Regions from separate parts of the Homo sapiens genome. Here region 1 is linked to region 2. The links are chromatin contacts, found by Hi-C or POLR2A ChIA-PET in ENCODE. All regions are on one chromosome and are shown on one strand. The core of a region is the stretch at or near the end of the contact, and the rest is flanking DNA. Distances in the headings are between cores, read along the strand shown. Region 1 overlaps SNX29 (sorting nexin 29). Region 2 overlaps SNX29 (sorting nexin 29).

Evidence for each region. A loop is a pair of places that touch in the nucleus more often than their neighbours do. ChIA-PET counts read pairs that join two places held with the same protein, here RNA polymerase II (POLR2A). Pooled maps may share reads with other maps.
Region 1: a pooled map shows a loop between it and region 2 (2.1-fold over the local background). The contact joins two enhancer-like sites. A Hi-C loop is called at or near these places in 3 of 50 pooled maps. POLR2A ChIA-PET finds 5 or more read pairs at or near these places in 3 of 52 experiments (AG04450, activated CD4-positive, alpha-beta T cell and activated CD8-positive, alpha-beta T cell).

Annotation. Positions count from the first base shown.
Region 1 is chr16:12,074,675-12,081,723 of GRCh38, forward strand. It overlaps SNX29 (sorting nexin 29), which reads left to right. Exons shown (of 21, transcript NM_032167.5): 11 at 4,159-4,241. It also overlaps the pseudogene RPS23P6. Among named protein-coding and RNA genes, the nearest start is that of SNX29, 100 kb to the left of the region's middle. RefSeq lists an enhancer at 705-1,255. Within about 2 kb of position 5,622, at least 8 of the 41 ENCODE cell types and tissues checked have a DNase peak (open chromatin) inside an H3K27ac peak, as active enhancers do.
Region 2 is chr16:12,029,785-12,036,558 of GRCh38, forward strand. All of the region lies in intron 4 of SNX29 (sorting nexin 29), which reads left to right. Among named protein-coding and RNA genes, the nearest start is that of SNX29, 56 kb to the left of the region's middle. Within about 2 kb of position 4,252, at least 6 of the 41 ENCODE cell types and tissues checked have a DNase peak (open chromatin) inside an H3K27ac peak, as active enhancers do.

The DNA.
Region 1 (7,049 bases), core at 4,372-6,871, 46 kb after region 2:
GGCGTTCTCTGTATTTCCTGAATCTGAATGTTGGCCTGCCTTGCTAGATTGGGGACGTTCTCCTGGATAATATCCTGTAGAGTGTTTTCCAACTTGGTTCCATTCTCCCCGTCACTTTCAGGTACACCAATCAGATGCAGATTTGGTCTTTTCATATAGTCCCATATTTCTTGGAGGCTTTGTTCGTTTCTTTTTATTCTTTTTTCTCTCAAATTCCCTTCTCACTTCATTTCATTCATTTCATCTTCCATCACTGATACCCTTTCTTCCAGTTGATCGCATCGGCTCCTGAGGCTTCTGCATTCTTCACCTAGTTGTCGAGCCTTGGCTTTCAGCTCCATCAGCTCCTTTAAGCACTTCTCTATATTGGTTATTCTAGTTATACATTCGTCTAAATTTTTTCAAAGTTTTCAACTTCTTTGCCTTTGGTTTGAATTTCCTCCTGTAGCTCAGAGTAGTTTGATCATCTGAAGCCTTCTTCTCTCAACTCGTCAAAGTCATTCTCCGTCCAGCTTTGTTCCGTTGCTGGTGAGGAACCGTGTTCCTTTGGAGGAGGAGAGGTGCTCTGCTTTTTAGAGTTTGCAGTTTTTCTGCTCTGTTTTTTCCCCATCTTTGTGGTTTCATCTACTTTTGGTCTTTGATGATGGTGATGTACAGATGGGTTTTTGGTGTGGATGTCTTTTCTGTTTGTTAGTTTTCCTTCTAACAGACAGGACCCTCAGCTGCAGTCTGTTGGAGTTTGCTAGAGGTCCACTCCAGACCCTGTTTGCATGGGTATCAGCAGCGGTGTCTGCAGAACCAGGGATTTTCGTGATCCGCGAATGCTGCTGTCTGATCGTTCCTCTGGAAGTTTTGTCTCAGAGGAGTACCCAGCCGTGTGAGGTGTCAGTCTGCCCCTACTGGGGGATGCCTCCGAGTTAGGCTGCTCAGGGGTCAGGGGTCAGGGACCCACTTGAGGAGGCAGTCTGCCCGTTCTCAGATTTCCAGCTGCGTGCTGGGAGAACTACTGCTCTCCTCAAAGCTGTCAGACAGGGACATTTAAGTCTGCAGAGGTTACTGCTGTCTTTTTGTTTGTCTGTGCCCTGCCCCCAGAGGTGGAGCCTACAGAGGCAGGCAGGCCTCCTTGAGCTGTGGTGAGCTCCACCCAGTTCGAGCTTCCTGGCTGCTTTGTTTACCTAAGGGAGCCTGGGCAATGGTGGGTGCCCCTCCACCAGCCTCGCTGCCGCCTTGCAGTTTGATCTCAGACTGCTGTGCTAGCAATCAGCGAGACTCCATGGGTGTAGGACCCTCCGAGCCAGGTGCGGGATATAATCTCCTCACGCGCTGTTTCCTAAGCCCTTCGGAAAAGCGCAGTATTTGGGTGGGAGTGGCCCGATATTCCAGGTGCCGTCTGTCACCCCTTTCCTTGAACAGGAAAGGGAACTCCCTGACCCCTTGCGCTTCCCGAGTGAGGCAATGCCTCACCCTGCTTTGGCTGGTGCATGGTGCGCTGCACCCACTGTCTGGCACTCCGTAGTGAGATGAACCCAGTGCCTCAGATGCAAATGCAGAAATCACCCATCTTCTGCGTCACTCACGCTGGGAGCTGTAGACTGGAGCTGTTCCTATTCGGCCATCTTGGCTCCTCCCTTTTTTTTTTTTTTTTTGAGACAGTCTTACTCTGTCGCCCAGGCTGGAGTGCAGTGGCACCATCTTGGCTCACTGCAACATCCGCCTCCTGGGTTCAAGTGATTCTCCTGCCTCAGCCTCCCAAGTACCTGGGATTACACATGTCCACCACCATGCCCGGCTAATTTTTGTATTTTTCAGTAGAGACGGAGTTTCGCCATGTTGGCTAGGCTGGTCTCGACCTCCTGACCTCATGTGATCCGCCTGCCTTGGCCTCCCAAAGTGCTGGGATTCCAGGCGTGAGCCACCACGCCCAGCCTGGTCATAACATTTTTATGTAGCCTGGGTGACAAAGCGAGACCCTGGATGCTTGGTGGCAGAACTGAAATGGACACCAAAGTCTTATGCCACTGCCATCCTTGCTGCTATTACCGTTTTCTTCTTCTGTCTCTCCTCTTGGCTGTAATTTGGGGTCCCAGGGTGCTATTACATCCTTATTTTCAAACCTAGCTCTAGAGTGGAACTTCCTGACTACCGTAAACCATATTAGATGCCATGGTCTTACCTGGAACAGTCAAGGGTTCTGCTCTCTCAAAATGACATTGCTTGTAGGAAGCTTGTCGCAGTTAGTTCAGTGTCAGAAGGAATTGGTGTTGCCAGACCCTTCCAGGGGGTGGAGTCTTTTTTTGCTATTTATTTTAGAAAATGTGACTAGGCATGGTGGCCCATGCCTGTAATCTCAGCACTTTGGGAGGCCAAGGTGGGAGGATTACTTGAGGCCGGGAGTTCAACACCACCAGTCTGGGCAAGTGAGACCCTGTCTTTACAAATAAAACAACAACAAAAATTATCCAGATGTGGTGGTGCATGCCTGTAGTGTCAGCTACTTGGGAGACTGATGTGGGAAGATCACTTGAACCCAGGAGTTCAAGCCTTCAGCGAGCTGAGATTGCACCACTGCACTCCAGCCTAGTTAACGGAGTGAGAACCTGTCTTAAAAAAAAAAAAATTGGAAAATGCAACAGTAAATGAAAAAAGAAAATCAGTCTTAACCCTCAACTTCATTATGTTGTTGATGTTTTGGTACTTTTCCTCCTAGTCATGGTGTGTGTGTGTGTGTGTGTGTGTGTGTGTGTGTGTGTGTGTATCTCTGTTAACCATGTGATGACCGTGCTGTTCTCACCAAAGACACTAAACTTTATTTTTCATGTTGTAAATTATTTGTAAACATACAGTTGATTCTTATTATTCCCAGTAGTTGTATTCTATAAAGTTGCTATGAAGACTGAACCAGTGCTCCTAGGGGAAGTACATGGTTAAGTTGCTTTGAGGCTCTGGTCACACATTTTGTTTTTGAGATGAACTGTTGCTCTTTTGCCCGGGGCTGGAGTGCAGTGGCGTGATCTTGGCTCACTGCAACCTCTGTTTCCTGGGTTGAAGTGATTCTCCTGCCTCAGCCTCCCAAGTAGCTGGGATTACAGGCATGTGCTACCACACCCAGATAATTTTTGTATTTTTAGTAGAGAAGGGGTTTTGCCATGTTCGCCAGGCTGGTCTCGAACTCCTGACCTCATGTGATCCACCCGCCTCGGCCTCCCAAAGTATTGCGATTACAGGCATGAGCCACCACACCTGGCCTGGTCACAGCATTTTTATCAACTGATCAACACATAACCTGGTTTTATGTCTGTTCCTGTTTAAAGACACCTTGTTTAATGTATGCAGTTGATTCATTAACATTGAATTCACAGCCAGCAGCACTGTAAGCCATGCCTGAATGAAGCATCTCTAACTCACAAATTATCTCCATACGGCACATCACAGCCTTCCTGTGCTTAGGAACTGTCGGCAGTACCACTTCAGCACTGTGCTTGGGGACATTTTAAACAATAAAATCAAGTGGAAAAAAAGGCCGGGTGTGGTGGGTCATGCCTGTAATCCCAGCACTTTGGGAGGCTGAGGCAGGTGGATCACTTGAGGTCAGGACTTTGAGACCAGTCTGGCCAACTTGGCGAAACCCCATTTCTAGTAAAAATACAAGAATTAGTCGGGTGTGGTGGTGCGGGCCTGTAATCCCAGCTACTTGGGAGGCTGAGGCACAAGAATCGCTTGAACCCAGGAGGTGGAGGTTACAGTGAGCCGAGATCACGCAAAAGAAAGAAAAGTGGAAAAAAAAATGCTAAAAACATGGCAGTAAATAGACAGCAAAGAGGATGCTTGTTTACGGTGTGAGATCTGAGGTCCCAGCTGTTCGACTTCAGCTGAGATTATGCACATTAGGGAGTGAAATTATTGGCCTCTGCACGTGTTCATGAATGATTGTGAAAGCACCTCAAGTATTGACTTTGGGGTTACAAATAAATTTTAGTGCGTAGATGAATTTCCAAATACGGAATCTGCAGATAACGAGGCCTGACTAATTTCCAATGACTGCCTCTATCCCTTCTAGTAGAGGTACCGGAGTAAACCGACCTCTGCTAGTTTTTGGAATGGTGAGGGTGTGTACTTTCAGTGGCCGAGTGTAACTTCCTCCTGCCTGCTTTTTCCTAGTGTGGAAGCCAGCTCTCCAGGCCACGGAAGTCCTCTGAGCAGCCTGTTACCTTCTGCCTCAGTGCCAGAGTCCATGACAATTAGTAAGTACTTTCGCAGCCCCCTCCACCAGCTCTGGGATGACTTCTGGCCCACGTCTCATGGCGGTGCCTTTGTGCTTCTAACCCTGTGACTGTGGGTTCACGTCAGGTGTGTACGTCCCTGGTTGTAGACTGGAGGTGTGGTACGTGCTTGTGGATATCCAGAACCGTGGTTAATGCGTGGCGCTTGGGCGTGTGCGCGCTAAAGGGCGTGCCTCAGGATGGAGCAGCCTTGCCGTAGACTTCTGTGGTTCCAGGTTTTGGGGTTTGCCTCCCATAATGCAGTTAGCTACAGAGGACCTATTCTAGTTGGATTTCCTTTGTAACTCTGAAGGACTCATTTTTGTAAGTGAAGAAGAATATGTCTCTCCAAGATGATTAAACTTTGCTAATGATCAGGCTTCAACTGTTTCCAACTTTACTACCTAGAAAAAGTATTAGAGATATAGCAAGGAAGACTAGGTTTGAATGGCTTTGTATAACAAAGAATAAACCAACTGTTATGTAAACTGACGGGTGCTCCTGGTATCTCACTGGTGGCTTGAGCCAGCATTTGTCCCATGGCCTCCCCTGGAGGCAGAGGGGGCACTTGTTCCCAATTAAAAAAAAAAATTAGCTTTTGTTGCTAAGGAAGGAAGAAGGCGTTTGGGAGGCACCTAGCATTTTCTGATTCAAGGGTGAAGCAGGAAGTGAGCAGACACTATGTAAACCAACAGTTGGTTTATTTTTTGTACACAAAGCCATTCAGACCTACTCTTCTTGAAGTTCCGGTGGTTAAGGAGATGTGATGGAAATTTCTCTCTATCCAGAGGTAGATGGGCTGGGGCTGGTATGTGGCTCCACGGCCATCAGAGACCGGGACTCCTCCTGTCTTGCCTTGTAGACCAAAATAGCCATTTTAGCTCCAGCCATTTCATTCTCATTCCAGGCGGCAGGAAGGAGGAGAGAGCAGAGAGACTTCGTCTATTTCTACATATAGGATTCAGGGGCCTGAGCTTGGATAGGGAAAAAAATTACAATGTTTTTCATTTAGCTCTGGGTGAAATATAGTATTTTCTTCAATCATGATCATTCTATTTTGATGTAATTGGTTTCCTTTGTGATATGGTATGTTTTATATATTTTAATACATTTTCCTGAATAGGAGCCCATGGTTATTCCTAGATTACAAAATGGGCTCTTGGTACAAAAACGTTGAAGCTCCCCCGACCTTCACTAGAAGGTGCTTACAGTATACCACTCGTGTCTTGGGCCAGCATTCATGTCATGGTCCCCCTTGGCTGCAGAGGGGGCAATTGTTCTTGATAAAAAGGAAATTAGTTTTTGTTGCTAAGGAAGGAAGAAAGAGTTTGGGAGGCACCCAGCATTCTTTGATTCAAGGGTGAAGCAGGAAGTGAGCAGACACCGTAAGGCTGCTGCGTGGGAACGGCTGGCCGCACTTTTTGTATGTGAGCATGTGTGGTTTACTGTGGCGCTGCTCAGCCCTGAACTCCGCTGAGCAGGTGTTAATAGATCACTCAGTCCATGGGACACAGGGTGGGTGAGTATGTAGCTGGCTGCTTTTCACCTGTCAATCTTTTGTTTACCACAGTACTGTTACTTACCCTATAGTTTACTTTATTATTCATTTTTATTTATTTATTTTTTTGTAGAGTTGAGGTCTCACCATGCTGTCCAGGCTGGTCTTGAACTCCTAGGATCAAGCGATCCACCCGCCTCAGCCTTCCAAAGCGCTGGGATGACAGGCATGAGCCACCGTGCCCGGCCTACTACAGTTTACTTTTTTTTTTTTTTTTGAGACAGAGTCTTGCTCTTGTCTCCCAGGCTGGAGTGCAATGGCACGATCTCAGCTTACTGCAACCTCCACCTCCTGGGTTCAAGCGATTCTCCTGCGTCAGCCTCCCAAGTAGCTGGGATTACAGGCCCACGCCCGGCTAATTTTTGTATTTTTAGTAGAGATGGGGTTTCGCCATGTTGGCCGGGCTGGTCTTGAACTCCTGACCTCATGATCTGCCGGTCTCAGCCTCCCAAAGTGCTGGGATTACAGGTGTGAGCCACCGTGCCCAGACTGTAGTTTACTTTTAATGATGCACTTAAACAAATTGAATTCCTTTATTTTTTGAAAAAGGAAGCTTTATCTCACTACTGTAAATGGAGAGTCACTATGAGTTAACGAAACCAGCAGGTCGCTGTAAAATGAAGACAGTGGAAGGAAACTATTACTAAGTGTGCCTGGCGTGGTTGCCTGCCCTGGGTTCCGATTGATACCCACTCTTGTTGTTCAAAAGAGAGATGAGTGCTGCTTCTTTTTGGCCCCGGCCTGTGGCAAGTATCTCAGTCTTCATACTGCTGGGAAGCTCTGTAACCACCAGCAAGACCAGAAGTGGGGTGATCAGCAGTGCAGGAAAGCCCATTTGGGTGCAGTCCCCGCACCTAGCCCTTTTGGAAGTGCTTCTCCAAAAGGGAATTGTGCCGGAAAAGTAGGGATTGAAACCAAACAGCCACATCCTGCCATCAGGATGCTCTTTATGGCCCCACTGACCAAGAAATCACAGCTTCTGTACTCAGTGATGACTGCTTGACTTCAGTTGAGGACAACAATGAAGTTCTGTAGCCAGGCGTGGTGGCAGATGTCTGTAATCCCAGCTACTCGGGAGGCTGAGGCAAGAGAATTGCTTAAACCCCGGGAGGTGGAGGTTGCAGTGAGCCGAGATGGCGACACTGCACTCCAGCCTGGGTGCCAGAGCGAGACTCTTTGTCTCAAAAAAAAAAAAAAAAAAAAAGAAAAGAAAAGAAAAGAAAAAAAAAGCT
Region 2 (6,774 bases), core at 3,002-5,501:
TTTCACCATGTTGGCCAGGCTGGTCTCGAACTCCTGACTTCAGGTAATCTGCCCGCCTCGACCTCCCAAAGTGCTGGGATTACAGGCATGAGCCACCACGCCTGGCTGGAATTTGATGTTCTTTTAATCACTGATATATCATCGTCAGGTTATAGGTTGGCAGTCAATTACAAGGTGATCGGGGCCATTCAGAATATACCAGAGACACAGTTACTGTTGCTGAGCTGCCTGTAAAATTGAAGTCTAATCTTCCCTGTCTGTTCGGCAGCCTTGGGCAATGAGGATCTGACTTTGAAACACTGCCTTCCCTTGCTTTCTGCGATGCCATAGCCTCTTGGCACACTTTCTTCTTCTTTTCTGATCCTTGTTGGCATATCACTTCCATACCCTCAAATATTATTCATCCTTGGATTCATTGTTGGCTCTTGTTTCTATGCATACTGTTTGGATTCCTTGGTGAAGTTGCTCTGTATGTGCCTGTTATTCTTAGTCATACCCGCAGCCCAGAGCACTTCCTTGAACTCTGTCTCATGAATGTCTCTATTTGGCGTACAGCACGGGCTTGTCAGTCTCCAAAACTGAATTCTGATCTTCATCCATATGTGTTCCTGTGTTTCTTGCTTAGTAAATGGCTCTGCCTTTTACCCAGGTCCCCTGGACAGCTCTTGGGCTTCCTCCCAGCCTTCTCCTTCTCCCTCTTCTCTGCCCCAAAACCAGTCCCACAAAGAGCATTGTTTTCTGTCTCTCACATGGGTCCCTGAGCCACTCGCGGTTCCTCCATCCTCAGTGAATTCTCTTCTTTCTCCCCGACTTGTGTTTTCCTGCCTTCAGTCTTGATCAGCTCTGACCCACTTTGCACATCATGGAGTGGTCTTCTTTAATGACCATCCCACTCCCCCACTTATTCCCCGTAACCCCACTAACTTAAAGCTCTTCTGTGGGTCTCTTGTAGAATCGGGACAAAGTATCCAGTGCGTGATCTGGCTTCTTGGGCTCTCTTCCCTACTGGCTGTATCTGTCTCTGTTCTACCTCTTATGCCGTGCTGTATGCCAGGGCTGACAGGCAGCGGCAGGTCTGACATCACAACTCTTTCATCCAGTTTGCAAATAAATGATGGCCTGAGTCCCACAAGCTCCCCTCCTGCCACGCCCCTGCCTTGGGACTCTTGAGACCTCTCCATAATTCAGCAGCTGAAGCACTAATGCCAGATCCTGTGTGGGGCAGGGCCTTCAGTGCCGCTGCCTGTGCTTTGCTTGGTGCCTCTCAGTAATTTAGATGATTCAGTTCTGTATTTTTTTTTTTTCTGAGACAATGTCTTGCTCTGTCGCCCAGGCTAGAGTGCAGTGGTGCGATCTCGGCTCACTGCAGCCTCTGCCTTCTGGGTTCAGGTGATTCTCGTGTCTTGGCCTCCTGAGTAGCTGGCACTACAGGTGTGTACCACCACGCTGCCTAATTTTTGTATTTTTGGTAGAGATGGGGTTTCCTCATGTTGGCTAGGCTGGTCTCGAACTCCTGGCCTCATGTGATCCACCTGCCTCAGCCTCCCAAAGTGCTGGGATTACAGGCGTTAGCCACTGTTCCTGGCCCAATCCTGTATTTTGAACAGCTCTCCTAGTTTCTGTTGTCTTGAAACTCTTCAAGTCTGGCAGTTCTTTCCCTTCTGCTACCTTCCTTCCTTCCCCAGCTCTCACCCAAGCTCCTACTGGCGAAACTTCTATTCTCTCTTAAAAAAAAAATATGGCCGGGCGTGGTGGCTCATGCCTGTAATCCCAGCACTTTGGGAGGCTGAGGCGGGCGGATCATGAGGTCAGGAAATCGAGACCATCCTAGCTAACACGGTGAAACCCATTTCTACTAAAAATACAAAAAATTAGCCAGGCGTGGTGGCAGGTGCCTATAGTCCCAGCTACTTGGGAGGCTGAGGCAGGAGAATGGTGTGAACCCGGGAGGCGGAGCTTGCAGTGAGCCGAGATCGCGCCACTGCACTCCAGCCTGGGCAACAGAGTGAGACTCCATCTCAAAACAAAACAAAGCAAAACGAACAAAAAAAAAATTGGTAAAATATACATAATGAAATTTACCATTTCAGCCATTTGAAGTGTACAATTCAGTGTAAGTGTACTTAATGTACATTCACATGTCATACAGTAATCATTACCACCATTCATCTCAGAACCTTTCCATTTTTACAAACCAAAACTGTGTACTTGTTAAACACTAACACTCACTCCCTCCACACCCCTGTCCCTGGCAGCCAGCATTCTACTTTCTGCCTCAGTGCATTCTACTACTTTAGGTTCCTTGTACCAATGGAATCATGCAATATTTGTTCTTTTTTGTCTGGCTTTATTTAGCATAACATCTTCAAGGATCGTCCGTGTTGTAGTATGTGTCAGAATTTCCTTCTTCTTCTTCTTCTTTTTTTTTTTTTTTTTGATGGAGCCTTGCTCTGTTGCCCAGTTTGCTGGAGTACAGTAAGTAGCGCTATCTCAGCTCACCACAACCTCCGCCTCCTGGGTTCAAGCGATTCTCCTGCCTCAGCCTCCCAAGTAGCTGAGATTATAGGCACATGCCACCATGCCCGGCTAATTTTTGTATTTTTAGTAGATACGTGGTTTCACTATGTTGGCCAGGCTGGTCTCGAACCCCTGACCTTGTGATCCACCCACCTCGGCCTCCCAAAGTGCTGTGATTACAGGCATGAGCAACCGCGCCTGGCCCAGAATTTTCTTCTTTTTAAAGGCTGAACAATATTTTTGAGGGTATGTAGAGCCCATATTTTGTTTATTCCCATGACAGTTGGGTGTCTTCCACTTATGGGCTATTGTGAATGGTACTGCTGTGAATATGAAGATACAAATACTTGTTTTTTCCACTTTTAGTTCTTTTGGGGCATACACCCAGAAGGACAATGTTGGATCATATGATAATTCTATGTTTAATTATTTTTTAGAAACCATCAGAGGGTTTTCCATAGAGGCTATACCCTGTTGCATTCCCACTAGCAATGCACACGAGATCCATTTTCTCCACCATCCTTCCACATCCTTGCCAACTCCATAGCCTTGCCAGTGTTGGGTTTTTATTTATTTTGTGAGATAGAATCTCACTTTGTCACCCAGGCTGGAGTGTGATCTTGGCTCACTGTAGCCTCCACCCCCCAGGTTCAAGTGATTCTCCTGCCTCAGTTTCCCAAGTAGCTGGGATTACAGGCGTGCGCCACCATGCCTGGCTAATTTTTGTATTTTTAGTAGAGGCAGGGTTTCACCACGTTGGCCAGGCTGGTCTCGAGCTCCTGGCCTCAAGTGATCTGCCCGCCTTGGCCTCCCAAAGTGCTGGAAGTACAGGTGCGAGCCACTGTGCCCGGCCAATGCTGGCTTTTTAAATTAGAGAAAAGGTATATAGCTTTAATTGTATACATGGGGAGAACCAGAGAGTGATTACCACCCCCTTTTTTCATATATATATATGTATGTATAGTAATTTTATTATTTTTTTGTAGGGACAGTATCTTACTATCTTGCCCAGGCTGGTCTCAAATTCCTTGCCCTAAGTGATCCTCCCACCTTGGCCTCCCAAAGTGCTGGGATTACAGGCCTGAGCCACCGTGCCTGGCCTCCTTTTTTCTGTTTTCATAATTGCCATCCTAATGGGTGGAAATGGTGTCTCATGTGGTTTTGTTCTCTTCTCTTCTGAAGTTTCAGAATTGTTTTCAAAAAGCCATTCATGAGCTCCCTACATGGTTCACCTGGACTGTGCCCCTCCTATAGTCCTGAGTTCTTCTTCCATCAAACCTATGTATGGAACTACCCGTTTTCTTTTTTCTTTTTTTTTTTTTTTGAGATGGAGTCTGATCTGTTGCCCATGCTGGAGTGCAGTGGTGCAATCTTGGCCCACTGCAGCCTATGCCTCCTGGGTTCAAGTGTTTCTCCTGCTTCAGCCTCCTGAGTAGCTGCGATTACAGGTGCACATCACCATGCCTGGTTAAGTTTTATATTTTTAGTAGAGACGGGGTTTCATCATATTGGGCAGGCTGGTCTCGAACTACTGACTTCAGGTGATCCGCCTGCCTTGGCCTCCCAAAGTGTTAGGATTACAGGCTCATCCTTGTAGCTCTAGTGTCTTGCAAGATACCTGGCCACCTACACAGTAGATGCCACCAAAGGACTGCATTCAAAATAACCACTTGAAGACCCTGACTTCAGAACATGCTGCTCATTTTCCCAGGAAGCCAAACCCCTACTCTCAGTGGTCTGTACGCATCTTCAGTCAGTGGGAAGCGGTGGTAATATACCCATAACTGTAAAATGAGAGAGACCGACTTCCTTGATCTTCAGTGGGGATTTTTGAAAATGGTTGATTGCACTCAAAGCAGAATTTGTATTTTGCTTCATTGGGTCACCTTGGGCAACAATTTCATTTCTGTAGAAAATTAATTTTGGAGGAAGCTGCATGTGCCAGGGGAGCCCTGGGTCCATCCTTTTGATGGTGAGGGGAAGTCCAGTTCCTCACTCGCCCATCCCTGCTTTCGGTTCCCTGTTGGTGATTTTCTTTTGTATTCATGCACGTGCCAATCAGCTGCTTTTGGTAAGGGAAGCCTTGGAAGGATGTCTGCTAAAGGTGCAGAGAAAATGCAGAGCTCCATTCAAGGTGAAAAAAGTGGTTGACAACTGGCAGAAAGAAGCTGGCTTTAGGGAGGAAGTCAGAAGCCAGGGTGCTGTACCCGTTGGGCTGTGTGTTATCCTGGGTCACTGGATCATGGGCATGTCCACAGGGTCCCTCAGGGGTGGGTTCTTGACACCCAGGGTGGCATGGACTTGGGCCAGTGGCTATTTACTAAGGGGTATGAATGTGTCTCAGCATGTTAAGATCTAGTGGAGCTGGACTGATACCTATTGGCCGAATGTGACCTCTGCCTGTTTCAAAGGTGTTTAATCCTGATGTCTCATAAATTAAGACTCAGGCTTGTAATCCCAGCACTTTGGGAGGCCGAGGTGGGTGGATCACTTGAGGTCTGGAGTTCGAGACCAGCCTGGCCAACATGGTGAAACCCTGTCTCCATTAAAAATACAAAAATTAGCTGGGCATGGTGGTAGGCACCTGTAATTCCAGCTACTTGGGAGGCTGAGGCAGGAGAATTCCTTGAATCCAGGAGGCGGAGGATTCAGTGAGCCGAGACCGTGCCCTGGCACTCCAGCCTGGGCGACAGAGCAAGACTCCACCTCAAAAAAAAAAAGGTAAAAAAGACTCAGTTTGGCCTCTGAGTTGTCAGTTTTTAGATCACAGTTATCCAGCCTGAGTTCCGTGGGTCCTTTGCTTTGCTCCTTTCAGAATGTAAATGACTCTTCAGCTCATGATGGCGTATGCCCCTAAAAGGAAGTGAGATACAAGCTTTAGAAGTCCGTCTTAGAAATTTCCCTTTTTTTTTTTTTTTTTTTTAAATAAGAGACAGGGTCTTGCTCTGTTGCCAGGCTAGAGTGCAGTGGTGCAATCATGGCTCTCTGCAGCCTTGAACTTCCTGGCTCAAGCGATCCTCCTACTTCGGCCTCTCAAGTAGCTGGGACTGCACATGCACGCCACCATGCCTGGTTAATTTATTTCCTACTCTTTAATAAAGGAGGTGGTATGCTGTAAACTCTTGTAGGATGTGGGTGTATTATGCTGAGCCCTGGTTCTGGAAGGCACTCTTGCGGCTAGATGGAAGTTGGTAGAGTGACAGAGCTCAGCCCCTTGTTGGCACTCTGCTCTGCCAATCCATTTGTGCCTTGTGGTCAGGCTGGTTCAGTTTGGGATGTGACAGATTTGGGAGCACTTGTATTCACTGAGTTCTCAGGCTGGCACATGAGTGAACTTGGTTTACCTTTGTTCCTGGCATGGCTGATACCATGTGTGGCTGATTCTGTTAGAGTGTGCCCTCACATTCATCCCTCTGTCTTCTTTGGCTTTGATAGAACCCAGATTTTGCTTGAGGCTGTGGTATGTAGTCCTTTATCTCGGTGAGGGATTAAGCCAGTTTTGAGTTTTGTTCTTTGCTTTCTCTGCTCCCTTGTGATTTTCTGGGATTACTTGTTCTTTCCTGGTAAAAGGGGTGATAAAGCTGGCTTCATCCCGTTCCCTTTCTTCCTGCTCAATTGTAAATGAGATGTCCAGAGTTAGGACAGTCCTCTGGGACAGCGAGTTCAAAAGGTTGGAGATTTTGGCCTGACATAGCCTTTGTATCTATCACTGGCCTATTTCCAGACTAGCCCAGCTCCGTGGGGTTGGATTTTCTTTGTGTGTGGGTTTTTTTCTTTTTGTTTTGTTTTTAGAGACAGGGCCTTGCTCTGTTAACTAGGCTGGAGTGCAGTGGTGCAATCATAGCTCACTACAGCCTCAAACTCCTGGGGTCCAGCCATCTTCCTGCTTCCGCCTCCCAAGTAGCTGGGACGACAGGTGTGTGCCGCCACACTCGGCTCCTTGTAGTTGGGTTTTCTGTTTCCTTTTTTTAGAGATGGGTTCTTACTATGTTGCCCAGGCTGGTCTTGGGTTTTCTGTGTTTTTCTTTCTTTCTTTTTTTTTTTTTTTTTTGAGACAGAGTCTTGCTCTGTTGCCCAGGCTGGAGTGCAGTGGCACCATCTCGGCTCACTGCCAGCTCCGCCTCCCGGATTCACGCCATTCTTCTGCCTCTGCCTCCCAAGTAGCTGGGACTACAGGTGCCCGCCACCACGCCCAGCTAATTTTTTGTATTTTTAGTAGAGATGGGGTTTCACCGTGTTAGCCAGGATGGTCTCGAT